Linked DNA regions of Mus musculus: region 1 is linked to region 2. A link is a loop called in an ENCODE intact Hi-C map of the cell type or tissue named here. Cell type or tissue: heart. All regions are shown on one strand. Links, peaks and the distances in the headings refer to the core of each region. The heading gives the core; the rest is flanking DNA. Region 1 holds the start of Cpne1 (copine I). Region 2 holds the start of Rbm39 (RNA binding motif protein 39).

What was found. A loop is a pair of places that touch in the nucleus more often than their neighbours do. Peaks named below come from ENCODE experiments on the same cell type or tissue, not always from the same donor. Only the 100,000 strongest peaks of a DNase experiment are listed, where the experiment ranks them.
Region 1: a loop joins it to region 2, with 4 times the contacts of the local background. A loop is called at or near these places in 1 of 42 quality-filtered maps.

What each region holds. Positions count from the first base shown.
Region 1 is chr2:156,104,031-156,118,832 of GRCm38, forward strand. Cpne1 (copine I) reads right to left here and starts at 7,935. Exons shown (of 16, transcript NM_170590.3): 1 at 7,756-7,935. It overlaps Rbm12 (RNA binding motif protein 12), which reads right to left and starts at 7,935. Exons shown (of 3, transcript NM_029397.3): 1 at 7,756-7,935. In heart, for the core only: no CTCF peak of the experiment used is centred there; a DNase peak (open chromatin) is centred at 7,831; H3K4me3 peaks cover 2,040 bases; H3K27ac peaks cover 1,606 bases.
Region 2 is chr2:156,178,546-156,192,242 of GRCm38, forward strand. Rbm39 (RNA binding motif protein 39) reads right to left here and starts at 1,693. Exons shown (of 17, transcript NM_001291114.1): 1 at 1,342-1,693; 2 at 632-695. The coding sequence starts at 682. In heart, for the core only: CTCF peaks have their summits at 1,009 and 1,884; DNase peaks (open chromatin) are centred at 1,096 and 1,796; H3K4me3 peaks cover 3,254 bases; H3K27ac peaks cover 3,030 bases.

The sequences.
Region 1 (14,802 bases), core at 6,254-10,253, 68 kb before region 2:
CTGTAACCCCAGTACTCTAGAAGCAGACGCTAAAATACTACTATTAAGTCTAAGACTAGCCTGGGCTACATACTAAGTTCTAAGTCCAACCTAGGCCAACAACAAATCCCCGTCTCACAAAAAAAGTATTTTTCCAGCAAATGTCTTAATATATAATGACACTTTCCAAAGCACACACAGGTAACAGGGTACTTATCTCTCAGGGTAATTATTTCCAAACTAGTTAAGTTATTAACAATTCACAAGTAACATATATACCAAACAACTAATTTCTTTTAACCTTAATCTCTGTGTACAGGTTTTTGCTTGTGTTTATATCTGTGCACCATGTCCATGCCTGGCGTCTAGAGGCCAGAGAGCTTTAGATCCCCTGGGACTGCTACTGCAGACAGTTGTAGGCCACCAAGTAGGTGCAGAGAAACAAACTCAGATCCTCGAGAAGAGCAGCCCATGCTCTTAACTGCTGAGTCCTCTCTATAGCCCTATAATTATTCTTAAAAGGTCATTTTAAAATGTACTTTTACTTTTTAACCTTTTCAGGGGCGGGGGGCGTATATCATAGCAGTCCCAGACTGAACGAAAAACCTAACACATTTTAGGCAAACCTACTATTGAGCAGAACCCTCTGCTCAATATTCTATTTTTAATTTATTATATGTACATGTTTTGTGTATGTTAAGTACACTGTGCCACAGAGTGCATGTGGAGGTCAGACGACAACTCTTAAAAGTTGCTTCTCACCCTCTACCATGTGGGTCGTAGTTAAAACTCAGACCATTATGGCTGGCACCAAGTAGAGTCATCTTATCAGTCCTATTCTACTTTTTAAATCAGGCTGGTGATCCTCCTAGCTCAACTACACCAGTTTGGTTTTGTTTTAGAGACAAGTCTCAGGCAGCCCAACCTAGCTGCAAACTCAGTAAGTAGCTGAGACTGGCCTTTATTGATCCTCCTATCTCCATCTCTCAAGTGCTAGAGGCATGTGCCACCATGATCCACTGAAAGGTGTTGTTTTGGGGGAAGGTCTCACATGCTGGCATTATAGGTATGTGCCATCATTTTAAAAAATAGCGATTTAAGGGCTGGTGAGATGTCTCAGTGGTTAAGCGCACTGACTGTTCCTCCAGAAGTCCTGAGTTCAATTCCCAGCAACCACATGGTGGCTCACAACCATCTGTAATGAGATCTGAGGCCCTCTTCTGGTGTGTCTGAAGAGAGCAATGGTGTTTCATATACATAAAATAAATCTTTTTAAAAAATTAATGATTAAAAAAAAAAACTCTTGTGTGCTTGTAGAAGTCAAGGAGACTCTTGGGTCTTAGTACTTGAACCTTCCACCTTAAGAAAGGGCTTCTTTTTTTGTTTTCTGGCTGCAATACACCAGGTTGGCTGGCCCACGGAACTTCCCAGGTTCCATCTCTATCTCCCAGCTCATGCCCCATTAAACCATTGCCTCAGACAGGTTATTTCTAAATTCAGAGAAAGAGAAAAAACCCTGCCCCTCTCTGGTACAAAGATTAGCAACAAAACTATTTATTATCTGATTGATACTCACTTTGTTAATATTCTCTGAGATCAAGTAAGCCACAGTAATAATTTTTATCACCAAAAGGTGAAACAATTAAAAAAAAATCCCAAGTATTATTCTGAACTTGTCTAATGGACAAAGGAAAAATATTCTAACAACTTAAAATATTACACAAAAGTGAGTTTTGCAACAAAAACCCAAGCTTTTAAAAGGCCAGAGCACTACATTAATCCTTATCATGGTGTATACAAATCTGTCCTAATACAGATTTTTGTCAACTATTATTGTCTACATGTATACGCTGTGAAGGTATGCACATGTGCCAGACAACACTGTGTGGAGGCAAGAGAGCAACTCCGTGGAGGTGAATCTTTCTTCCTTCATGTGGGATCCAGGGAGCAAACTTAGGTCACCCAGATTTTGGCCTTTACCTTCTGAACCTAGCCAGCTGTTTTCTTACAACTCTCCACTTAATTACATTTATTTAGTTAGTATATCTGTGGGTCACAGAAGCCACAGCATATGTGCAAGGAAGTCAGAGGACAACTTGGAGACTCAGTCCTCTGCTTCCACCATGTGGGTCCTAGAGATGGAAACAAGATGGTCAAGCTTTATGGCAAGTTCCTTCACTCCCATGCAGCATCTCACAGCCTAACCTAAGTCTTGGTTCTCTGAACCAGGAGTGGTGGCACTCACCTTCAATCCCAGCACGTGGCCAGAGGCAGGCAGATCTGAGTCTTAGGCCAGCCTGGACTATAATGAGTTCCAGGACAAGAACAGTGAGAAACTGTTTCGAAAACAAACAAAAATAAAACCTATATCTAGCAGCTTCCATAACTAGTTATAAAGGGAAATACAAAACAGAAGGTTTGCTTTAAATAAAGTAACAAAAATAATTATTGCAATACTTATCTCTAACTGCATAAAAGGTCAGCACTAGGAGCTAAGTAAGAGCCGGGGTAATTTTCTAGTTAATTTTTGTGTTAAACATCTGACACCTATTAGAGATTCTAATTTGAAAGGTCTGGCATAACAGGGTGTAGCACTATATTCCTGTAACCTCACTGCTTCAGGAGCAAGAGGCAGGAGAAGCCTGGGTTCGAAATCAGAATGGACTACATAGTGAATTCAAGTCCAGCCAGGATGTAATGTAATGAGAGCAGAAAAACCAAGTAAGAACAAACACAAGGTATGGGCCTGGGCACGTCTCCCACACATTAGAGAACTGAGTTTCCTAACTCTTTTTTCCCTTTCAAACACAAGAAGATACCCCACGGCCATCCTGAGAAGGTCAAATTTAGGCTAGCCAGTCATACTCAAGGTTCCAAAACCATTAACAATAAGGAAAATTCTTATTACATTAAGAAATGTTGAGGGCTGGAGAGATGGCTCAGTGATTAAAGAGCACTGACTGCTCTTCCAGAGGTCCTGAGTACAATCCCCACCAACCACATGATGGCTCACAACCATCTCTAATGAGACCTGATGAGTGTACTCACATATAACAATAAATAAATCTTTTTATAGCCCTGGCTGTTCTAGAACTCACTCTGTAGACCAGGCTGGCCTCAAACTCAGAAATCTGCCTGCCTCTGCCTCCCGAGTGCTGGGATTAAAGGCGTGCACCACCACGCCCGGCACAATAAATAAATCTTAAAAAAAAAAAAAAGGGGGGGGGGAGAAATGTTGAAAGCCCAGCTGATCTGCGTAAACGTGTAGTTTAACTTTTGTGTTCAACTTACAGAACAGAGCCAATCTACATACAAGAAACACCATCAGAAGCATCCCCACACCAAGGAAAAGTATACACATCAAGGCTAAATACCAGTACCTTTTTTTAACTACGGCTCTTCCTTCACAAGTAAGTCAGATGGAAACTGAAAACTAGCATTTTTGTCTCAAATCTCACTTTGTAAAGACCAATAATTTTTATTAGCTCAAAAAAAAGTATTGTTATACAGGTATGGATGTTCTGCCTAGATACTGCATATCTGTGTATCACACGCACACAGTACTGACAAAGCCCAGAAAGAGGGTATCATATCACGTGGAACTGGTGTTAACAATGTCTGTGGCTTGCTGTTTAAGTTCTGGGATTGAACCTTGGTTTTTTGAAAAGAGTACCCAGTGTTCTTAATTCCTGAGCCATCTCTCCAGCCCCACGATCACAAATGAACGGAGCCAGCACTGTTTTCCCAGAGCCTGTTTATTCCTGTGTGTTAAAATGTGAGCTAGATCCTAATTGAACACAGGATCCCAAATTTAAAAATCTATTCCGCTCACCTGAGTTCTGGTGAACTTTGGAAAAACATAATTAAAATAATTCTATTAAAAAAAAAAGTGATAGGAGAAGGCTACACACCTTTAATTCCAGGACTCAAGGAAGGCAGAGGCTCACAGATCTCTGAATTCAAGGCCAGCCTGATCTACAGAGCACCAGCATATCCAGGGATACCCAGGGAAATCCTATCTCAAAAAAAAAAAAAAAAAAAAATACAAAAAAGTCCAAAACAAGCATAGAGGCAGGGGCAGGCAATGAGACCCTTTCTTAAAATATATAAATAGGTACTGTAGCTAGATATAACGCACCTGTAATGCTAGCATTTAAGAGGCAGAGGGACAAAGAAAAAGAGTTTGAGGTTGGGCCAGGCATGGTGGCGCACGCCTTTAATCCCAGCACTCGGGAGGCAGAGGCAGGCGGATTTCTGAGTTCGAGGCCAGCCTGGTTTATAGAGTGAGTTCCAGGACAGCCAGGGCTACAGAGAGAAACCCTGCCTCAAAAAAAAAAAAAAAAAAAAGTTTGAGGTTGGTCTGGACTACAACAGAGAGTGTCTTATAAACATTTTATCTACATATAAAATATAGGGACAGGCCAGGAGAAAGTTAGCCACAAGTCCACACAGTTCAGAAGCCCTAAGACAGCAAGCTGCGTTACTGCATTTTTCACTTCATTTCCTAACAGATGGTTCTTCAGCACAACAGAAAACAGGGAAAAATGGTAAGTACTTGCATATTAACAAGATAAATTTATTTTACTAGCCATTCCAATTATTTGAAACTTCAGAGTAAAATGTTCATCAACAAACCTTTTAGTTACAAAGAACAGGAACAAACTAAAACTCCAGTATTTCCACTCTCTCTGGCAATCAACACTGAGAAGGTAAATTTCATGTTGTGAAGTCACCAACCTTTACCTGACAACAATCAGGGCAAAGCAGAACCACACACTTAAGATCCAAAAGAAACAAAAATCCCAACAACCTCTTAAAGGTTCGCCTCAAAGATCAGCAACAAAGCCTCTATTTACAATGGGCACAATGTTATCAGCAGTGTAATCCCATCACCAAAGAAATCATGAAACCACAGCTTCATCCCTTTAAGTTTGCCCCCTCCCCCCATTATCAGATAAAACACACTTCAGATCCTGGAACCATCCTTATAAATACATTTTTCTGACACTGATAAAATGTAAAATGTTGAATGTTCATGTTAATTTCTCATCTAGTGCTCAGGCAGCAAATCAAGACATTTGTAAATAAGATGTTCCTCCTGCCAAAAAAATTTAATACTGTTATTAATGATACCAACAAAAATATCCTTTTTAGCCGGGCAGTGGTGGTGCAGGTCTTTAATCCCAGCACTTTCGAGGCAGAGGCAGGAGGATTTCTGAATTCAAGGCCAGCCTGGTCTACACAGAGAGTCCCAGGACTACACAGAGAAACCCTGTCTTGAAATAAATAAATTTTTATTCATTTATACTTCAAAATAAAAATATTACTTCTAGCTTAAGTAACCACATTTTCTTTCACTATGGCTTTTAGTCTTAAAAGCTAGCTTTAAACGTAAAACTCTGCAAACCAAAGGTACATAGGTGGTTGGCAGTAAAGCTGCTGGAACTACAAGTGAAATTACTTTTCTGTTTAGTCTGCCTACAACTTTTAGTGAGCACTCATTTTAATTAGTATTTATTACAACTATGTAGAGGAGAGGGCTGGAGAATCTGCCCAGTGGTTAAGATCACTGGCTGCTCTTCCAGAGGCTCCATGACTCCCTGCACCCACAGGGCAGGCAGCTCACAACCTTCTGTAACTCCAGATTCGACCCCCTCTCTTCTGGCCTCTGAGAACACCAGGCATGAAGACAGGCAAATACCTACTCACTCAAAAACTGTAGGCTAGGTTTTAGATTTTTAAGGTGGACTCTGCATTTTAGGGGGAGATTTAGAAATTAGTATAGAATGTAAAACTAATTACATTTTCAGAAAAAAAAATCATGTATTCTAACTAAGTATCAAAAGTCAACTGTTACTAGTGACTCCACCAACTTAAGAGTTCAATGTGAGTCTAAGTTACAAGATCCTATGGCCAGTGAGGAACAAACAAGCAAACCCCCAAGATCCAAACAGCACAGCAGCTCTCTGCAAACTCAAGTGGGACTTTCTGACTGGCAGTGGGGTCTAGCATCTGGCACACAGTATAAAACAGAAGTTTAATGATATAATAAGTTTTACACCTAAGAACTGTACCAACAACTCCCAAATGTTCAATATGCAACCAATCAAAACATTCAACATGCCACAAAATTGTAAAAGAAGCCTAAAGTATATAACTAGTAGCCTAGAGCAGTAACCACCACAGTGGTTTGATGGTCTCAGATCCGAACATAAAATTATACATTACAATCCACAGTGACCAACATTTAATCAAACACAAGGTGATATAAAAATATAACACGTTTTGATAAACTATCCAATACGCCTTGTGAAATCACCTAAACACAAACATTTCATTTCCTTCCAAAATTATATTCGAAGTTATGTGAACAGTTCTTCCACAATCACTTTCTACAAATCCAAAAGTCTCCATCTCATCAAAAGCAACAAGTTTCAAAAACAAGTACATCAGTTTTATTTACCTATTTTTTTTAAATAAAGATTTTTTTGTAGGATTTTTTTCCAACTGCAAACGCTCTTTAACATTTTAACAGTATACAATGGTTAACAAGGTCCCGGACAATTTTTGTTTCTAAGACTGAAGTTCACCAAAAATTACAGCTCAAACTATCCAAAAAGCCCTGAAAGAAATAGTCTCTCCCTTGAGTTGCCATCCATCCTAGTTTTTTCCCACCAAGTCATATAATAAGATTCGCATCAACTTAAATCTTAACGTACACAATAAAATGGTTTCTGCCAACTGCACACACTCAGTCATCTCGGAATCTAGGAGCCAAGAAGGCTTTAGGACCCAGAATACTTCTGCAACACAGCCTGTAATTCGCAACTTTATCTACCAGAATGAATGGATCTTTAGCACTTGAATAAACCACAGGGGACTCCTTAGAACTTCCAATAAAACACACACTTAGGTTACTAACTCGCTTACTAACACGGGCACTCCAACCTGCTACGTTAGTCCATACCCCAATACTAACCTGTAGATCTTTAAAATGCCTTTCCTTCTATTTTACGCGGCTGCAAAGTGGCGCCGCCAACCTTCAGACAGTAAGTAAGCTATCTAAGACACCCACCCTCCTTCCTCCAACTCCCAAAGGTGCTGCAGATAGCAGCCCCTCCCCTAGTTGGGAATCAAGGACCAGCCATCCTAGCTACAATTCTTCAAGCCTCTCCGACCTACAGGGCGGCTCCAATCACCTACACTTAGGAAGCCCCTCCTCAGCGCTAGACCTAGGAAGCTATACACTGCAATCCCTGCACCTCCAGGCCCTAAAAGCGACCGGTTCCCAGCCTCCCAGGACACCTTTCCTCCCCATAGGAATGTCCCTAGTGTAGTCCACTTTTGCAGGTCATAGGCCACTAGGACCTCTTCACTTCGGGGCAGAGGTGAGAGTTAAAACCTCGTTCCCGCTTAAAGCCAACGAAGCCTTCCCCACTAAGCGTGCAGGCGTTTTCATCGCAATCCCCCCCCCCCCGACCCGGTAGTTCGCAGGCCGCGAGGCCACCCGATGCTGGCCGCTTCCCCTCTCAGGACCACCGGGCATCCCCGCTAAGGCCCTGCTCCCACTTCGGCACGCAGACTCCACCTTTCGCATCCTCGGAGGCCCCGGAGCGTGAGCGGCGCCCCAGGACCCCCGCAGCCCCGCCGCGACCCTTTGTGTTGGGCGCTCGCGGCCGCGGGCTCCGAGGCCTGGGAAGGCCCCGCCCCGAGGCACCAAGGAGGCGGCTCGAGCCCCGCACAGCCCCGCCCGTTCCGGGGCTGCGGGAGTCTTACCGGGGAGAGCTTGCGCGGCACCAGAACCCAGACCCGAGTTACCCCCCGCGCGAGTGCCTCAGCCCTGCGGCCGACAGCCCCAGCCCGAACGGCTTTCCCGGAGCCCACTGCAGCCAACACCTCCACAGCCGCTTCACAAAATGGCCGCCCGCCCGCTCCGGCGCTCCGCGTTCCCGGAGTAGGCGGGGCGCCGCTGCCGACGTCACCTGATGGGAGACGCAGGCGCGCTGAGGATTTGGGGTGGGGGCAAAAGCTCGGAAGTTGCAGGTATTTGTGGTGAACCCGGTATTTTAGTAGCTGTTTGCAAAGTCAGACCTGAAGCTATTGTCCAAGGTTCCTTGCAGAGCTTTTAAAGTACAGGCTCCTTTGGCTCTTGGAGACCCCCGTGAAGGGAGAAAAACAATGCCTTCACTGCAGAACTGTCTTGAGGATTAAACGCACCAAGAAGCAAAAGCTTGAACCTTTTTTTGACTATTGAAAAAAAAAAAAATGGGAGGCAGAGGCAGGCGAATTCTGAGTTCGAGGCCAGCCTGGGCTACAGAGTGAGTTCCAGGACAGCCAGGACTATACAGAGAAACCCTGTCTCGAAAAACCAAAAAAGAAAGAAAGAAAGAAAGAAAGAAAGAAAGAAAGAAAGAAAGAAAGAAAGAAAGAAAGAAAGAAAGAAAGAAAGAAAGAAAGAAAGAAAGAAAGAAAGAAAGAAAGAAAGAAAGAAAGAAAGAAAGAAAGAAAGAAAGAGAAAGAAAGAGAGAGAAAGAAAAGAAAGAAAGAAAGAAAGAAAAAGGAAGGAAGGAAGGAAGAGAAAGAAAGAAAGAAAGAAAGAAAGAAAGAAAGAAAGAAAGAAAGAAAGAAAGAAAGAAAGAAAGAAAGAAAGAAAGAAAGAAAGAAAGAAAGAAAGAGAAAATAATCCTGCTTGGCAGTGGTGGCACAAGCCTCTAATCCCCGCACTTGGGAGGCAGAGGCAGGCAGATTTCTGAGTTTGAGACCAGCCAGCACTACACAGAGAAACCCTGTCTTAAACACACACAGAAAGAAAGAAAGAAAGAAAGAAAGAAAGAAAGAAAGAAAGAAAGAAAGAGAGAGAGAGAGAGAGAGAGAGAGAGAGAGAGAGAGAGAGAGAGAGAGAGAGAGAGAGAGAGAGAGAGAGAGAAAGGAAGAAAGGAAGGAAGGAAGGAAGGAAGGAAGGAAGGAAGGAAGGAAGGAAGAGAAAATATTCTTCTGCCATGGGGCTGGAGAGATGTCTCAAAGGTTAAAAGCTCATACTGCTCTTCCTGGCATCTTAAATTCTATGAGCTACATGGAGTGGCTCACAACCTCCTGTAACTCCAGCCTCAAATCTGACTCCCTCCTCTGGCCTCTGTAGGCAGCGACACTAATATGTACAAACTCTCACACAGAGACATTAATAAAAATAAATATAAAAAGAGTAAAATATCTTTCAATATTTCCTATAATCCCCAGTATTTGATTATACAGGGAGACCTAGGCTCTACCAGACTCTGCCCCTTGATTTTGTGTGTGTGTGTGTGCGAGAGAGAGAGAGAGAGAGAGAGAGAGAGAGAGAGAGAGAGAGAGAGAGAGAGAGAGAGAGAGCGCATGCGCGCGGGCAAATAAGAGGGATGGAGAGAGAGAGGAGAGAGACAGAGAGAAAGAGAGAAAGAAAGAGATTTTCTTGCCTCTATCTCCTGGAATTTTGGTGTGTACCTCCTTGTCTGGACCTAAGCTTTTCATAGTCACTGTGCCTTAAGATCAGGATCAAAAGCCTGTGACTTCCATTTCTGAATTGTTGTTCATTCCAGACTAAAAGTCCTAGAGAAGTCAATAACCCAGTAATAATGATGCCTAATATAATAGAACTATTCTGTGTTAAATGGCAAATGAATAAACAATAAGCTTAGCTGGGTAGGACCAAGCCCCAAGGTCACCACGCCCTTAATCTGCTTGAACAAGGGATTCAGCTCCATTTCCCTACCTGAACCGGATATTTTATATTTTTTCCTTTCTAAGCTTGCTACGCTTGTTCAAAATGCTCTTCATGAGACTTTCCCAGAGAACAAAGTCTCTAAAAAAGTTGGGCTTTTTTGAGATTTCCTTTGTCAATGTAATTAATATAAATCCCTTTACCTTAGCCTCAGCCAGACTCCTCATACAAGGGCAAAAAGTGACATATTCTTCTCCAAAATATCACAAGAGCAGTCTCTAGGCCACATACTGAAATTCTTCTTCACTGAAACCTCTTGGGCCATATCTACACAGTTGAAATCACCCTCAGCACCTATGTCTTCCATATTCTTCCTAGGATAGCCCTTTAAGCCCCACTTAAACCATTCCACTGTTTCCCAAATCCAAATCCCCAAAATCTACCTTCCTCCCAACAAAAACATGGTCAGGCCTATCACAGCAATACCCCACACCTAATACCAACTTCTGCCTTAATTAGGGATTTACTGCTGTGAACAGAAACTATGACTGAGGCAACTCTTATAAGGCCAACATTTTTTTTTAAGATTTATTTATTTATTTATTATATGTAAGTCTTAATAGCGTTCGCGCGCCCGACGAGGAAGAACACAACAGACCAGAATCTTCTGCGGCAAAACTTTATTGCTTACATCTTCAGGAGCTAGGAGCGCAAACCCCCAGCCCCAAAAGCGAAAGCCCCTTCAATAATCTTTAGGAGCCAGAGCTCCGGCGCGCTAAAGCGCAGAGCGCGCTCTATTGTTTACATCTTTAGGCAGCGAGAGAGCGCAGGGCGCGCAGAGCCAGAGAGATGCCAGCGAGAGAGAATGGCGGAAACCCGTCTCCTTTTTAGGAGAGTTATATTTCGCCTAGGACGCATCACTGCCTGATTGGCTGCAGCCCATGGCCGAGCTGACGTTCACGGGAAAAGCAGAGTACAAGTAGTCGTAAAATACCCTTGGCACATGCGCAGATTATTTGTTTACCACTTAGAACACAGGATGTCAGCGCCATCTTGTGACGGCGAATGTGGGGGCGGCTCCCAACATCTCCCCCTTTCCTTTTAATAAGAGCAAATAGGCCACCCAACTAATGAGAGTGGAGATAGAGGTCAAATCCCCAGTGTGTAGGTAAAGGAGCCATGTACAGGATTAGCTCTTAGGCTCACAGGCTTTTACCCAGAGCAACCCTGACCTGCTCCCGTGTCGTTTTGCCTGGAGAGAAGGACACTTGGACACTCAACCTTCTTGAAAGATGACATGTCTCCCTAGAATAGGCTCATATATGCCGTAGAGCCTTTCTACTGCAGTGCTTAGCCGTGCAACTCTCTCGGGCTGCTGAAGCACACTCACTCTATCCCGTGCAATGAGTCTAGCCTCGTGAGATGTAAGAGCTGAGTGGCCAGCGACCTATTGCCTAAGCATAGATATATCAGGGGAAGCTCCATGTTCTAGTCCTGTAAGCGCCTGGGCAATAACCACCTTGTCTCTCCTAGTTTGGGCCTTAAGCTTACAGACCAATCAAAGAAGCAACACTAATCCACAGCAAAGTGTATCTCCAAATAATATTAATCCCACCCATTCTTTAAAGAAGGGAAATGCTGAGGAGATCCAATTGGGTAATCTTTTGGTCAGGGACAGGTCCAAGCGCGTGGAGTTGACCTGAAGTCTCAATTCTCGAAGGATCTGTTCAAATTCAGCCGTCCAATTCTGTAACATATACTGAAAAAGACTTTTTGACAAATTAGCTGTCCTAGTAAATTTCTCATACTGAATGGAAGTAACACACAATCTCGGAAACTTTTGTTTACACCCCAGCTGAGCTATTTGCCATAATACATCTAGTTGTTCCTAGACAAGATCTATGAGTTGATTAACCAGCATGAGACCTCCCTGTATCTTGACATTAGCTGAGGCCTGTTTATCTATGACTGTAGTCACTGAGGCTGACAAAGTGTTAATGGTGTCAGTTGTCTGGACCTGTCCAGACAGAGCCAAGGCTGTCTGAATCAAGGCTAAACCCAGTTCCTAGTTAGTGTAAAAAGGCAGGAGAATACTTGAGCATTATACATCACCGTCATTGGGAGTGGAAATGTCGACATTATCCCCCAACGCTGCTCTCTCTTTATTATTGACGCCCTGGACATCACCAAGACGAGGGACATCAGTATTCCCTTGGTCAGTCTGGATTTTTCGGGTGAGTCTTTCTGGTATCCAAAATGGGTTGTCTTCATTCTGTGGGAAAACACAGATAGCTCCCCTGGATCTTATCAAAATAGGATCCAGGCCATACCATTTATTATCAAGGACATTTTTCCATTTAACCATCTCATTGGGCCTATCTGGCTCTGTACAATGACGTTTAGTCGCAGTATGGCCATGAGCATCAATATTTAAAAAATTGAGTGTAAAGAGTGCCATAGACACAGACACTCTTGGTGCTCGGGGTAAAATCTCTTCAATTCCCCTCTTCTGTTTTATAAGATAGGCTTTGAGGGTGCGATGCGCACGCTCAACAATACCCTGTCCTTGAGGGTTGTATGGAAGTCCAGTCAGGTGGGTTACGTCCATCTTACGGCAGAACTGCTGAAATTTTTGAGACGTATAAGCTGGTCCATTATCAGTCTTAAGGAGTTTGGGTTTCCCCCAAGCACTCCATGTCTCAAGGCAATGTTGAATCATATGTGAGGCTTTTTTTCCGGTTAACGGAGAAGCAAACATGATGCCAGAACATGTGTCAATGGACACATGGAGATATTGAAGTTTTCTAAAGGAAGAAACATGTGTAACATCCATTTGCCAGACCTGTAGAGGTCGAATACCGCGTGGGTTAATTCCCACATGAGGAACTGGCAAGAACTCACAGCAGCTTTGACATTGAGTAACAATGTCACGGGCTTCTTTTCTTGTCAAGGAGAAACGACTGCGTAATGTTTCAGCCGTCACATGAAAATTGTTATGAAAATTTCTTGCAGCCTCTACCGGGGATGATAGGGCAGCAGCCACCACTTTAGTGGCCTTATCTGCCAAATCATTTTCCAGAGCCATGGGGCCAGGTAGGCCTGAATGGGCTCTAACATGAGTAATATAAACAGGAAATCTTCTAGATAACAAAACTAATTGTATCTGCTGAAAAATATTGGCAACTCTACTGGAAGGCTTAATCACTCCAGCCACTTCTAAAAGATTTACTGCATTAACCACATAACAGGAATCTGACACAATATTAAGGGGTTCTAAAAAGGTTTTTAAAACTTCTAAAACCACTAAACATTCTACCACTTGAGGTGAATTTTTATTATATTGTTTGGATACCACTTTACCATTAGCCACATAGGCACCTATGCCAGTTTTTGATCTATCAGTATATACCACAATCCCATTTTTAAGTGGGTTTCTTACTGTTATTTGTGGAAAAACAACAGATTGATTTTGGGCAAACTGTAAAATTGGATGTTTTGGATAATGGTTATCTATTTGTCCTGAAAAGGAGGTAACTAAAACTGCCCAATCATTAGATGTGGCTGCCAAGGTTTGAACCTGTGCAGCGGTATAAGGTACAATTAAAAGATATGGACTTCGCCCAAAGTGGGTGATTGCTGCTTTTAGGCCTCTAAGGGCAAGCCGTGCAATTGCATCAGGATACCAATCTATTATTTTAGCTGGGGATACGTTTGGATGGATCCACAACAATGGCCCATTCTGCCACAAAACTGCGGTTGGCAATTGTGCTGTCTTAAAGACACACAAACTGAAAGGCTGCGAATCCTCAATACGTTGTAATTGTGCATTCTGTAAGGCTTTTTCCACCTTTTGTAAGGCCTGGTTAGCAGCTAGAGTAAGAGTCCTAGGGGAGGAGATATGAGGATCTCCTTCTAAAATACCAAACAAAGGCCTTAACTCAGCGGAAGGAATCTTTAAAAAAGGTCTGAGCCAATTAATATCTCCCAACAGCTTTTGAAAATCATTTAAGGTATGGAGGTGATCTCTTCTTATCTAAACATGTAAATATTGATTTCTCTCAAAGGAGGAAATATGTGTGACATCCATTTGTCAGACCTGTAATGGCCTGACGCCACGAGGGTTTACCCCTACGTGAGTAGATAAAATTTGACAACAATCTAAAGGCATTATTAAGTAATCAGAATCATTTTCAGTAGAACCAATCTCTCTGGCAGCTCTAGGAATACCAGAGGAAGAAAAAACAGCCATGTAGGCTTGGCAAAATTATTAGTTGAGCTATTTTGTCCCCTTGTGATATAGAAAAGACAACTTGAGGACAAGAACAGAGAACCTGAAGTTCCCCTTTATAATCCTGATCTACAACTCTAGGGTGGACAATAAGACCTTGTAGGCTGCAAGAGCCTGCCTCTGTCATTATTGTCCAGTGGCTTCACCTGCTCGGGAGAGCGCCTTCCAGGCCCTAATAGCCTTTTTATCTGATTCAGAACTACTAAGAACTGGCTCCTTGAGCTCACCTAGTGATGAGTATAGGCTCCTTCTCCTAGAGACCTCCGCTGATTGATCTTTTTTCTTTTCTTTTTCCTTCTCCTTCCTTCCAATCTCTCCCCAGGTATTCTTACCTGACCTAAACTTTTCCTTGGGTTCAAGACCCTTGGAAAGGCCTGTATACTTATTTTGTGAACCATATTTTCTCTTTGCTCCTATTTTCTCTCCCCGCTTTACTTCTGATAGATTGTCCTGAACTTCATCCAGAATCCGCCCTGCCTTAACCACTTGATAACATGTGAAAAGGAACAAAAGGGCTTCTAACACTAGAGAAAGTTCAAGGCCAAACATATCTTATAAAGCTATTTTCCACTTTACTTCTGATAGACTGTCTTGAATTTCCTTAGAAAGTTCAAGGCCAGGCGTACCTCGTAAAGCTGTACTCACTGGTACTCTCGTTCCCCAGCTGAAAAGTTCTGAATTCATGCAGTTGAATCCTTCTTAACAGTCTGCTTTACGGGAACCTTTATTACCGCGACCCGCAGTTCTGGTTCTGGAATGAGGGATCTTCCTTGCGCCGGTGAAACTCCCGTCCCGAGTTTCCTCCCGGGTTTTTTCTTCCCGGATTTTTTCTCGTCCC
Region 2 (13,697 bases), core at 1-4,000:
TTTCCTCTTTTTTGCCAATTTCTATTCAGGGATCCAAGAATCTTAATAATTATTAACTGAAAAGCAGATCAATACCTGCCTGTATTCAGGTTTACTATCACCAGTCTTATATCTATTTATATAAAATAAAATTTAAATCTCACCCATTTCTTCTTTCAAGACTTCTAAGATTTACTTGCCAGAGACTGGTTGTAATTTATTATTCTTGGACCCCTGCAGTTTTCCCAAACCACTACATTCACCTTTTTGCTATACCAAACTGGAGCTGGTAATTCTTAGTTGAGTCATTTTACCTAGGGGACCACGGTACAGCGATAAGTCACTCAATTACTACCTTATGATTGACAGTTCACACTGGAATCAAAGGTGAATTCATGGGAGTAGAGGTGAGATATCGTTAGGCAAGTCTACAAAGAGAGATAGATGGGCATTTATTCATCACGCTGAAGTGAAACTACTGCACAATATTATTACATCAATAGCATATATTTACTTTTGTAAGTTACACGTATTGCATCTCTGATAAGGTAATCAAGAGGGCTCCGGGAAGGTTAGTTTACATTTCAGCAGTAGTTTCGTGAATAATGCTAAATTAAGAAATATATTAAAGCTCACTAGCGTGTTTTCTCACCTTCTTGTAAGGGGCCTCAAGCATGGCTTCAATATCAATATCGTCTGCCATTTTCTCTACTCGCCTGGGGAAGAACAAGACAGTCCTGTAAGTACACCTGCAATTCTGCTAAATAATAAAATAAGATAAAATGTCCCCTTGATCTCCCATCCTCAAAGCCTGAGAAAACTCCTTTGAAAGCGCTACGATGGCTAAAATTGTGCGACGCCCATCAGACAAGGCTGCCTTGGGTACGCCAAGTGTCACGTTCCTTGTACCTAAGACAGGAGCAGGACTCCAGGTCGAATTTCAAAAGCCCGCCCGCGAGCGGCTAAAAGCGCCCCCAGGAAGGATGCAGCGGAGCGCTTCCTCACCGCACAAAACCCGCGCTGCCATTTTAGCGGCGGAGGGAGACTCCCTCCGCTGGGAGGGGTTGTGTACCACGGCGGCGTTCCACGGGCGCCATGTTGGGAGGTCGCGACCAGCCCCGGCCCTCGGAAGGACAGATCTTTATCTGACCGAGGTCCCCACGGAGGTCCCGGCCGCTACCAAAAAACGCCCACGACGTCCTTGCCCGAGATGAAGGGCACGGCCGAGGAGAGGTGACCCCACCGTACCGGGAAGGCCCCCTCCCCCTCTGCGCGCCGAGCAAAGCGGCGAAAAGCCTCGGCATCGCGGAGCACCCAGCTCGGGCAGGCGACCCACTCCCCGCCGGCCGCGACGCCCCGTACCTGTGCGGGCTTCCGCGCGCCTGTGCTCGCCACGGGAAGTCGGCTGCCGCCGCCGCCGCCGCTGCTGCTGTCGCTACTGTTAAGCCACTAGGCCCAGGCCGCGGTACCGCCCAACCCGAATATCGGGCCCCGAGGGCGTCTAGGCCCAAGCGAATCTAAAAGAAACAATGGGATTAAAGGAGCCCGCGACGGAGAGCAGGGCAGCGGCTTCGGCAGCTCAGGATCCACCCCTGCGACAGCGTCGGCTAGCTCCCTGAAATGGCGGCCGCTGCTCCTCCGTACTCACAGTCACCAACACATACACACACACAAACACCCGGGGTCTCCCGGAGCCGCAAGCACGGGCTCTCGCGAGAAACTGCCCCGGGTTCCAGACTGGAAAGCACGAACTATCGCGAGATCTCTCACCGCGGCTCCCGGCGACCGTGGCCCAATCTCGCGCAATGATTGCGCCACAGATGATCACAGTTTCCCTTCCCCCAATTCCGAAAGGCTTCTCGGACTCCCCCGCCAGAGCTGCACCCAAGTCTCGCGAGGGTGCGTCCTCTATCGGGCAAAGACAGTTGGTGCCCTGACTGTCAATCTTTGGGAGGATTCCTTGCTGAGTGGTGCATCGTTGCTGTCATCCTGGCTGGTGTCATCTCCTCGCTGGGTGTGAAGGTTTCCCCTCTCAGAGCCGACCCCCACCCCGGACACCCGCCCTCCCACACAGATGGCTGTCAAGGTCGCCATAAGGCAACCTATTATAATACATATGGCTGTGGGCTAAGACAGTCGTGTCCAGACCCACCAGTGGTGAAAACGCATGCAGACAAGAACGAGCTGTACACAGGGGAATGGGAATAAAAAGTACGATTTTCTTGTCGTTTGGTGTCACCAGTTAGATGTGGGCTCGATAGTGAAGCTTCGCAACACCCTTGGAAACCGGAGGCGGTGGCCGGGCTGGGAAGAAACCGCAGTGTGTAGCTTTCTAACCCCTGAATTTAGTCGGGCTCTGAATCGGGGTGGTTTGTGACTTTAAAAGGTCCCCTCACTTTTCCCTAGGATTTTGACTGTGTGAATTTACCGCTTTTGTTTAATTTTTGTTGGATTTTATTTGGTTTGCTTTTTGTGTATTTGGGAGTGGTTAATTCTGTGGTAGAGAAGCTGAGTGATCATTGGAAGGTTTTTTTTTTCTCCCACTTTTACATAATAGAAAACGTTTTGAAATAAAATATCAAACCAGTCTGGAAACCTATCAGCAGCTTAATAATTGAGGGTATAAAAGGTCCAAAATGTCACACCTTGCTTGGTGTAGCCACTCCAACAATGTGACCTTGAGCAAGTAAATTAAGCTCTCCATATATTCCGATTCCTCCTCAAGGGGGGAATATTATAATTAGTAGCAAGGATAAGCTTGACACTAGCCAAGACTGCAAATATTCACTAATTCCCAAGTTTAGCAGGGGATGTATGTCCAGGTGGACTCTCCCTGAAAGCTCGTGAGGAGTAGGAAGAGCATGTGGAATGATGACAGGAAACTTCTTGGGGCTGGCAATGTAATACAGTTGGCAGGTGACTTTTCTAGCATGCCTGGTAGAGCTTGTCTATAGTTATGCACTCAGAAAACAGAAGCAGGGGGATTTCTGTGAATTTGAGGTCAGCCTTATGAGTTCCAAAAAATTTAGCTGATCTGGCTTTCTCTCTCAGATGTGGCACACTGCATGAAATCACTGATAGTTTCCTGCTGAAAGATTAGGCTTTCCAACTTCCCTTGTGGACTACTGAAACTTCTCTGCTCCTATAAGGGGCTACAACCTGTCTTCCTCTATAGGAATGTTAACCATAGGGTGAGTGGTGACAGGGATGCCCCTTCACCCTGAATAAGCAGTGGTCTTGCCTAACTAAGGTCAGACCAAGCCCCTCTCTGTCTTCTATCTCTCTACAGGAGCCCTTAATTAATAGTCCTGTCCTGGGCTGCCAAGTCAAGGACAACGCGTGCCACACAGTAAAAGGCTATGAAAAAGGTAGAAGGGGGACTGGAGAGAAAGGAGTAAGAGCACTGATTTGATTCCCAATACTCACTGGCTGCACACAACTACATTAAGCAGATCTGGTGATGCCTTCTGGTCTCCACAGGCATCAGGTATGCAGGTGGTGCACAGACTACATGCAAGCCAAACACATGCATGTTAAATGTGTATGTGTATGTTAAACAATTTGTTCTTGAAAAGCTAGACTGGGGACTGAAGAGAGAACTCAGCAGTGAGAGGCACTGGCTGCTCTTTTAGAGAGCCAGGGTTCAATTCTCATCACCCAGTGATGGTCCACAATTGTAACTCTAATTCCAAAGGATCCTACACCTTCAAGACACAGACATACATGCAAGCAAAACGTCAATGCATATGAAATAAAAGTAAATCATTAAAATGTTAGTAATAATAAAGTTGAGACTTAGGCCAGGCATGGTGACATATGCTTTAATCCCAGCACTTGGGGACAGAGGCAGGCAGAGCTCTGGGTTGAGACCAGTCTGATCTACAGAGGGAGTTCCAAGACAGCCAGGTCTTACTCAAAAGATGGAAAAGTTATGGCTGGGTGGTGGCAGATCTCTGAGTTCAAGGATAGCTGGTCTATAGAGTTGATACAAAGCTCTAGGTTTAATATTAGCACCTACTAAAGCCAGACTCCAAGGTGCAAGCCTGGATCCAAATGTTCTAGAAATAGGAGGATCAGGAGTTCAAGGTCACCTGACTGACATACTTTGATACTAGCCTGGGCTATTGAGCTGGGTAAGACCCTGTCTCAAACAAAGGACAAAAATGAGGGTGGTAGTAGAAGAGAAATCAAGGGCCAAGGCACATGATGACTGAAAGTCCCTTAAATTGTTGTACGAAGTTCAAAGATGATGGTGGATACCTTTAGTCTCAGTGCTTGGGAGGCAGAGGCAGCCTGGTCTAAACTTCATGTTCCCGTTACAAGATGAGCTACTTAGTGAAATCCTGACTCAAAAACAAACAAAAACAAAAAACAAAAAGCCGGGCGCACACCTTTAGTCCCAGCACTCTGGAGGCAGGGACAGGCAGATTTCTGAGTTCCAGGCCAGCCTGGTCTACAGAGTGAGTTCCAGGACAGCCAGGGCTATACAGAGAAACCCTGTCTCGAAAATAAATAAATAAATAAATAAATAAATAAATAAATAAATAAATAAATAAATAAAACATTCATTCACTTTTTAGGAGAGAAGAAGTAGAGGAAATACAAAATCTCTGAACAACTGGCATATAGAAAATATCAAAAAAATATCACTTTGGGGACATGGTTCAGGGGTTAAGAGCACTGAGTTCAAATCCCAGCAACCTCATGGTAGCTTACAACCATCTGTAATGGGATCTGACACCCTCTTCTGGTGTGTCTGAAGACAGCTACAGTGTTCTCACATACATAAATAAATAATTCGTTAAAAAAAAAAACCCAAAACATCACTTTATTTTGCTTTAACTTTGGTGTGTTTTTAAATTTGTTGTTATGTATTTGGTGATTTTGGGGTTTTTTTTTATTTTATTTTGTCTTGTTTTGTTTTGTCAAGGTCTTAGTGTGCATGCCAGACATGCCTTAAAATACTGGGCAGTCTTCCTTCTTTACCCGTCTAATGCTGGGAGTATAAACACAAGCCACCTGGTGTCATCTTCTAAAATCACTTCCTCTAAAACTCGTTGGTCACCATAGTAAGCATCATTCTGAGGGGTAGAGAAGCCTGCTGGACTAGCACTTGGAAAAGCAACAATCTGAAGTTTAGGGTTTTGTTTTTTTTTTTTTTAAAGATTTATTTATTATATGTAAGTACACTGTAGCTATCTTCAGATACTCCAGAAGAGGGCTTCAGATCTTGTTACAGATGGTTGTGAGCTACCATGTGATTAACCACTGAGCCAACTCTCCAGCCCACGATCTGAAGGGTTTTTTTGTTTTGTTTTGTTTTGTTTTCTCTGTTTTTGGGTTTTTTGAGACAGGGTTTCTCTGTGTAGCCCTGGCTGTCCTGGAACTCACTTTGTAGACCAGGCTGGCCTTGAACTCAGAAATCGGCCTGCCTCTACCTACCGAGTGCTGGGATTAAAGGCCTGTGACACCACTGCCTGGTGAGAATGTTCTTTTAGTATCTCAACTTAAATACCAATTGATGTTAAAGAAATTGGAAGAGGGCTGGCAAGATGGCTCAGCGGGTAAGAACACTGACTGCTCTTCTGAAGGTCCTGAGTTCAAATCCCACCAACCCCATGGTGATTCACAACAACCCGTAATGAGATCTGATGCCCTCTTCTTGTGTGTCTGAAGTCAGCCACAATGTACTTATGTATAAAAATGAATAAACCAGCCGGGCGTGGTGGCACACGCCTTTAATTCTAGCACTCAGGAGGCAGAGGCAAGCGGATTTCTGAGTTCGAGGCCAGCCTGGTCTACAAAGTGAGTTCCAGGACAGCCAGGGCTATACAGAGAAACCCTGTCTTGAAAAATCAAAAAAAAAAAAAATAATAATAATAAATAAATAAATAAATCTTTGGGACCGGAGCAAGCAGGGCCAACCAGAGCGAGCAGAGGTCCTAAAAATTCAATTCCCAACAACCACATGAAAGTTCACAACCATCTCACATACATTAAAAAAAAAAATGGAAGAAAGACAAATGTGTCCTTAACAAAATAAAATTCCCAGCAACCACATGGTGGCTCACAACCATCTATAATGGGATCTGATGCCCTCTTTTGGAATATTTTGAAGACAGTTATAGTGTACTCATATATATATAATAAATAAATAAATCTTTTAAAATAAATAAAACAGAAGTATTCATATTATTTTATAGTCTTTGTTTCTGCAACGGGTTACATGGCTTTAGCCGGTACTTATAACTGCCTTCCTTTACAACCCATTCTGTATTTCCTCCACCCTCTGCAAGCACCTCAGCAGGTCTTGGCTCTTTTCCAGTGACCCATACCTTCTTTCCTTATAGGTCTGTGTCTTTTGTCATCCTGCTTAGATTAGGCTGTTGTAGTTTCCCATTGATTTTAATCACAGGACTTGGTAGTACTAAGAGACGCCCTAAGGGATCTCTTGCACTCCAGACATAATCCTGCTTACCTCCATTTCGAGGAGGCAATCCAATTTCCCCAAGGTAATCTGGATCTATCACCCCTCCTAACACTGTTATTCCTTTCTTAGCTGTTGGTTTAAGGGCATTAGAAGCCCAAAATACCAGGGGGAAGTCTGAGCTTCGGTTCAATGGAATGTTTGTTGTGGCTCCTGGTAGGAGCACTCCCTTCTCTGGAACCAAAATTTCTAGGCCAGCAGAACCTAGAGTTATGGGGACAAGAAACAAAAACTTTCCTAGAGGGTCACTAGAAGTAACAGTGAGTAGAACTATACCCTTCTCCACCCCTTGATTCCTGGACCCATGGATCCTGGCTATGGGAGGAACTGTATCATAAATTCAAGCAAATACTGCCTTCTGAAGAACTCTGCCCCACGTTCCATGCTGCTGCCACCTAATTGGCACTCTAACTGCATCTTTGAAACACCATTCCATCCTTCTCAGATCAGCTGCTTCAGGATGATGGGGAACATGGTAAGAGCAGTGGACTCCCTGATCGCACTTCTCTGGCTGTGAAATGAGTTCCTTGAAGCAATACTGTGTGGAATACCATGATGATAGATAGGCCTTCTGTAAGGTCACGGATGGTGGTTTTAGCAGAAGCATTACATGCAGGAAAGGCAAATCCGTAACCAGATTATCTACTCCAGTAAGAACCAAACGTTGTCCTTTCCACAGAGGAAGTGGTCCAATGTAGTCACCCTGCCACCAGGTTGCTGGCTGGTCACCTAGAGGTCATCTGGGATAGTGGGGAACAGAAACAGAGCAGGCTATATAGCACATCCTCAGAATCAGCATTTAGAGCTCATCAATGAGATGAGGAATTAGAAGCCAGCCTGCAATACATAAGGAAACTTTTCACAAAACCTATGAGGCTGGAGCCAGCTCAGCAGTTAGCACCACTTGTAGTTGTTGCAGGGGATTGAGGTGTTCTGATCTTATAGGACCTCAGAACCATGGGTACACATGCATGTGATGAACATACATGTAGGAAAAAACTCATTCACGAACCATTGAAAAGGGAGTAGCGGGGCTGGAGAGATGGCTCAACAGTTAAGAGCACCGACTGCTCTTCCAGAGGTCCTGAGTTCAAATCCCAGCAACCACATGTTGGCTCACAACCATCTTTAATGGGATCTTACACCTTCTTCTAGTGTGTCTGAAGACAGTTACAGTGTACTTACATATAATAATAAATACATTTAAAAAAAAATAAAAGGGAGTAGGGCCTGGAGAGGTAGTTTAGCAGCTAGCCACACCTCTTGCTCTTCTGGAGGACTCCAGGATCAATTCCCAGCACCCACATGCTGGCTAACAGCCATCTGTAACTTCAGATTTGAGGGAATCCAACACCCTGTTCTGGTTACTATGAGCACTACACATATAAGGTACACAGATTTACATGTTGGAAATACACCCATACACATTAAAAATAAAGTAAAAAGCCTGGTGTGGTGGCACAGACCTTTAATCCCAGCACTCGAGAGGCAGAGGCAGGCGGATTTCTGAGTTCGAGGCCAGCCTGGTCTACAGAGTGAGTTCCAGGGTAGCCAGGGCTATACAGAAAAACCCTGTCTCAAAAAGCCAAAAATTAAAAAAAAAAAAAGTAAAAAATTAAAAACCTAAACTAAGCTGGGTATGGTGGCAAAAATCCTTGATCCCAGCACTCAGGAGGCAGAGGCAGGCAGATCTTTGAGAGTTGGAGCCCAAACTGCTTTATGTATGAATTCCAAGATAGCCAGGGCTATAGAGAAATCTTCACCAGAAAACAAACACCTAAACTAAATAAAACACACAAACAAACATATAACTGGAAGTTATCACAGGAGAATTAAAGAAAAACTTTTATTACTGTATTAATTTAATTATAATTAAGTATAAATTATTCATTCCTATTTAGAATTCCTGTTTGGCCTACATGTATGATTGTGTCTTACAGAACAGTGTATCTGTATATGCTGTGTTTCAGTTTATAAATACACTGTCAATAACAAATTTTAGGCAGAAGTATACTTCTAAATAACTGACGGTTTTTACAGAAGAGGGTGTATTTTGTCAATCTGATCAGTTTTGTGGGGGAGGAGTTGTTTTGTTTTGTTTTAAAGGTTTATTTATTTATTATATGTAAGTACACTGTAGCTGTCTTCAAACGCACCAGAAGAGGGCATCAGATCCCATTACAGATGGTTGTGAGCCATCATGTGGTTGCTGGGAATTGAACTCAAGACCTCTGGGAGAGCAGTCACTGCTTTTTAACCACTGAGTCATCTCTCCAGCCCAAATAAGTAAATTATAAAAAAGAAAAGAAAAGAAAAAAAAGGAAAAAAAAAGAATAAAATAAAGAACTTAAAACAAAACAACTTGGGGCTGTCGCGATAGCTCAGTGGGATCTGTAATGAGATCTGATACCCTCTTCTGGTGTGGCTGAAGACAGTGACAGTGTACATAAAATAAATCTTTCTTTATTTATTTATTTTATTATATGTAAGTACACTGTCGCTGTCTTCAGATACTCCAGAAGAGGGCATCAGCTTTTGTTATGGATGGTTGTGAGCCACCATGTGGTTGCTGGGATTTGACTCAGGACCTACAGAAGAGCAGTCAGTGCTCTTAACCTCTGAGCCATCTCTCTAGCCACTCTTGTTTTGTTTTGTTTTTATTTTCATAGATTCGTTTGTTTATTGTGGCTGTCAGTTGTGTTTTTTTCTGCATAGCCCTGGCTGGCCAGGAACGCCCTCTGTAGAACAGGCAGGTCTCAAACTCTCTGAGCTCCAGCTGCCTTGGCCTCCAGAGAGCTAGGTTGAAGGGGACACCAGCATGCCCCGGATCAGGTTTTTTGTTTGTTTGTTTGTTTGACCTAGAGGGTAGGAGCACTTGTGATCACTTGGTTTGCTGTTGAGTAGCAATTCTCTGAAACCAATGGGCACAATGAACCTTTTAAAACTTCTCTTGTCCTTGGTTAATGCCTCTTGCCAGCTGATAATCAGCAAAGTCAACACAGTTAGCAACATTTGCTGTGGTTTGCTGACACAGAACAATATTCCTTTCACAATATAATTTTCTTTTTTTTTTTTTTAAATGACTCTTGACTATGTATTTTTTTTAAAGATTTATTTATTTATTATATGTAAGTACACTGTAGCTATCTTCAGACACTCCAGAAGTCAGATCTTGTTACAGATGGTTGTGAGCCACCATGTGGTTGCTGGGATTTGAACTCCGGACCTTCGGAAGAGCAGTCGGGTGCTCTTACCCACTAAGCCATCTCACCAGCCCACAATATAATTTTCAAATAAAATAGTAGTGAACCTTGCGTGTGTAAGGTCTAAGCACGTATGCCTCAAGTGTGACTTACTCCTTCCCCAGGTATTTTCTGAGAATATAACAAATTAGATTAAACACTTTTTTTTCCTGTTAAGATCTCTTTATTTAGCCAGGCATGGTGGTGCACGCCTTTAATCCCAGCACTTGGGAGGCAGAGGCAGGCCGATTTCTGAGTTCGAGGCCAGCCTGGTCTACAAAGTGAGTTCCAAGACTGCTAAGGCTACACAGAGAAACCCTGTCTAGAAAAACAAAACAAAACAAATCTCTTTATTTATTTTATGTATATGATTAAATGCTTTTTTTAAAGTTAAAAAATAGGGCTGAAAAGATGGCTCAGTGGTTAAGAGCACTAACTGTTCTTCCAGAGGTCCTGAGTTCAAATCCCCAACAACTACATGTTGGCTCACAACCATCCTAATGAGATCTGACACGCTCTTCTGGCGTGTCTGAAGAGAGCCTCAGTGTGCTTTCATATAATAAATAAATCTTTGGGCTGGAGGGATCAGAGGTCCTGAGTTCTATTCCCAGCAACCACATGGTGGCTCACAACCATCTGTAATGAAATCTGACTCCCTCTTCTGGTGTGTCTGAGGACAGCTACAGTGTACTTGGATATAATAAATAAAAAGAAAAAGACAAAAAAGATGTCCAACCCAAGTCAATCAAGACCACTTAAAGAAAAACTTTGGATATAGGTGTGGTAGCACATGCCTCAGAAGGTTGAAGTAGGAGGATTGTGCATTCAAGGCTGGCCTGTAGTATACAGCAAAACCATGGCTCAAAAAACTCATGATAAAAATATTTTTTAAAAATTAGCAATTTTGTTTAGGAACCAGAAAGCATATTCATACTGGCAACTGTCAGAATGGCATATTTTGCTCCACAGGTCCGGTGCTGAGAAGAATCCCAGGCTGCAGATCTCTGTAACTACTGTTTCAAAGTTCTAAATGAACAAGATGGCAATTTACACAAAAAGGTTTACACAAGAGTCTAGTCAAAAGAAAACTAACGAAGTCTCTATAAACTAAGAAACTCTGGTGAGAGCGCTGGACAGGCAGGAAGCCAATGCCACTCTCCTCACCGAATTCTCAGACAGCACTGCTGTGACCTCGAGGAAGGGAGAGCTGGACAGGAACTGAGTAAGCAAGCTGGCTGCTTAGCACAAGCGCTTCTAACTGAAAGGTCTACAGCAAACCATCATGAAGCTCACCGAGATGTGCTAAACCAGGCCTGGTGGTGCCCAAGTTCAGATACTGGAACTCAGAACTCAGGAACTGTTGAAGGGTTGGCAAACGAGGCATGTGATCATCACATTTTTGGTAAAAATGTAATGGGACATGCCAAAGGTGAGGGAAATGAGGTCCCACACACCGTTACCCACAGTTGTCCTGCCTGAGATCGGGGGTTGGCAAAGATTGAGAAAGGGATAGACACACTCAAGCCATGCTGTGATGTAGGTACATGCCTGTTATCCCATTCCTCAATTCCCAGCAAAGCAATGGCCATGAAGCTGGTTCTAGCACAAAGCAGGCTACAGCACAAGGGCAGGGTAGGAGTTTCCTGTACAGAACAGAATGACTCAAGGAAATCTACAGCTTCTCAGTTGTGTCTTAGAGAGTACAGACACCATGTTTCTCAGTTTGTGTCTTACAGAGAGTACAGACATTGTTTTTGGAACTCTTCCCACATTGGCTTGGTTTTCAAATGCGTCACTTTATTTTCACCCACGACAGCCAGGTCTCTTAATCACCACTAAGCTGGGGCTGGAGAGATGGCTCAGTAGTTGAGAGCACTGATTGCTCTTCCAGAGGTCCCAGGTGCAATTCCCAGCAACCACATGGCAGCTCACAACTGTCTGCAATTCTAAGATCTTACACAGACGTACACGCAGGCAAACCACCATTTTTAAAAAAGCCACCACTAAGCTATCTCCCCAGCCCCATGGTGTTTTGTTTGCTTTTGGTTTTGGTTTTGTTGTTTTGGAGACAGGATCTCTCTATGTAGCTCTGGCTGGCGTGGAACTCACTACATCCTAGCTTTGATCAGAGCTCGATTAGCCTCTGCTTCCTTAGTGCTGGGATTTCAGGCCTGCCTGCCTTTGGGCATAATCTGTGCCCATGAAGTGGTCTGGGTAGATGTTCTTAGTGGCTAGGACAAGAAGTTTGCTTCCTCCTTCTGCTCTCCTTAGAGTATTGCCAAATGCTGGAGATAGGACATTCTGAGAAGTTCTCCTCCTCCCTTAGGGAGCCTTATGACTTGAAGAGCTCCGGAACTTTCTATCCAACCAGCCTGGAAAGCCCGCGGGGTGGGGCCGAGACTGAAGCTGCTGGGTGCTGGGCTCAGTGGCGCTGAGGCTCTGGGAGGTCTAGCCCTGTGTCTGTGGTTCTAGCTTCCTGAGTTCTCACTCTGATGGCAGAGCTCTCTTCCGCTGGGACCTACTCAAGAGGTTCTGCTCATCGCGACTGTGAGAGATAAGGAGCTTGCTTCTCTATTTTGAATCTCACCTCTCCCCCTACTCCACACCCTGTTTCTAGGACAGACTTCCTTGTAAATGTCCTAAGGTTGTGTATTAAGGTTTAGCCAGACAGGTTTGAGAAAGATGAGTTTCCTAGTTTAGTATCTTTTTTGTTGGTTTTGTTTCCCCAGACAGAGTTTCTCTGTGTAGCCTTGACTGGTCCTGGAACTTGCTCTAACAATCAGGCTAGCCTTGAACTCGGAGATCTGCCTGCCTCTACCATCTAAGCTTTGGGATTAAAGCAGTCTGTTATAATGCCAGGCTCCTAATTCAGAATCGTGTGTTTGGTATTTATTTATTTATTTATTTAGTTTTTCTGAGGCAGGGTTTCTCTGTGTAGCCCTGGCTGTCCTGGAACTCACTCTGTAGACCAGACTGACCTCAAACTCAGAAATCCACCTGCCTCTGCCTCCCAAGTGCTGGGATTAAAGGTGTGTGCCACCACCATCCGGCTGGTCTTTATTATTTTTAAGTTTATTTCTTTGTAATACTTTTTATGCACATTGGTGTTCTGCCCACGTGTATGACTGTATGGGAGATGTCAGATTCCCTGGAACTGCAGTTACAGACAGACAATTATGAGCTTCAGTATGGATGCTGGGAATTGAGACAGAGTCCTTTTGAAGAATAGCCAGTGCTCTTAACCATTGCGCCCCCTATTTTTTATTTTCTGAGAAAGAATTTCACTGTGTGATTCTGCCTGGCCTGGAACGGGCTATGTCATCAGGCTGGCCTGACTGCCTCCTGAGTTCTAGGATTAAATATTTGAGTTACCATATCCATCTCCTTTGTCCTTTGGCTAGATATAATTTTCTAAGATTTAATTTATTTATATGAGTACACTGTAGCTTTCTTCAGACACACCAGAAGAGGGCATCAGATCCCATTACAGATGGTTGTGAGCCACCTTGTGGTGGTGGTGGTGGTGGTGATGATGATGATGGTGGTGGTGTACCTGTGTTGTGTGATTGCTGGGCCAGCGCCTGCATAGAGAAGCCAGGAGACAATGTTCCAGTTTGTTCTCTCCTTCCACTGAGGGTTCCAGGCTCAAACTCAGGTTACCAGACCCTCAAGACAAACTCCTCTACCCACTGAACTGTCTTACTCTTCTTTTGTTAAAAGAGTCTCATTATGTAGCTGAGGCTAGCCTAGAACTCCCCAACATGGCCAGCATGGGTTATCTTCACCCCCCCCCCCAAATAAAAACAATCAAAGTCTAGCTCTAAGGATACTTTATTCATCAGTATCAGGTTGCTTGCTAAGCCTTTCTCCTACCATCCCTCCCCTGTCTGCATTTGGAAGAACACAGGGCAGACCATTCTGCTCATCCCTGGTGGCCAACCCCAGCCACATGTCCTGCAATTGGCTGATCAACAGTGACTGCTGGTCAA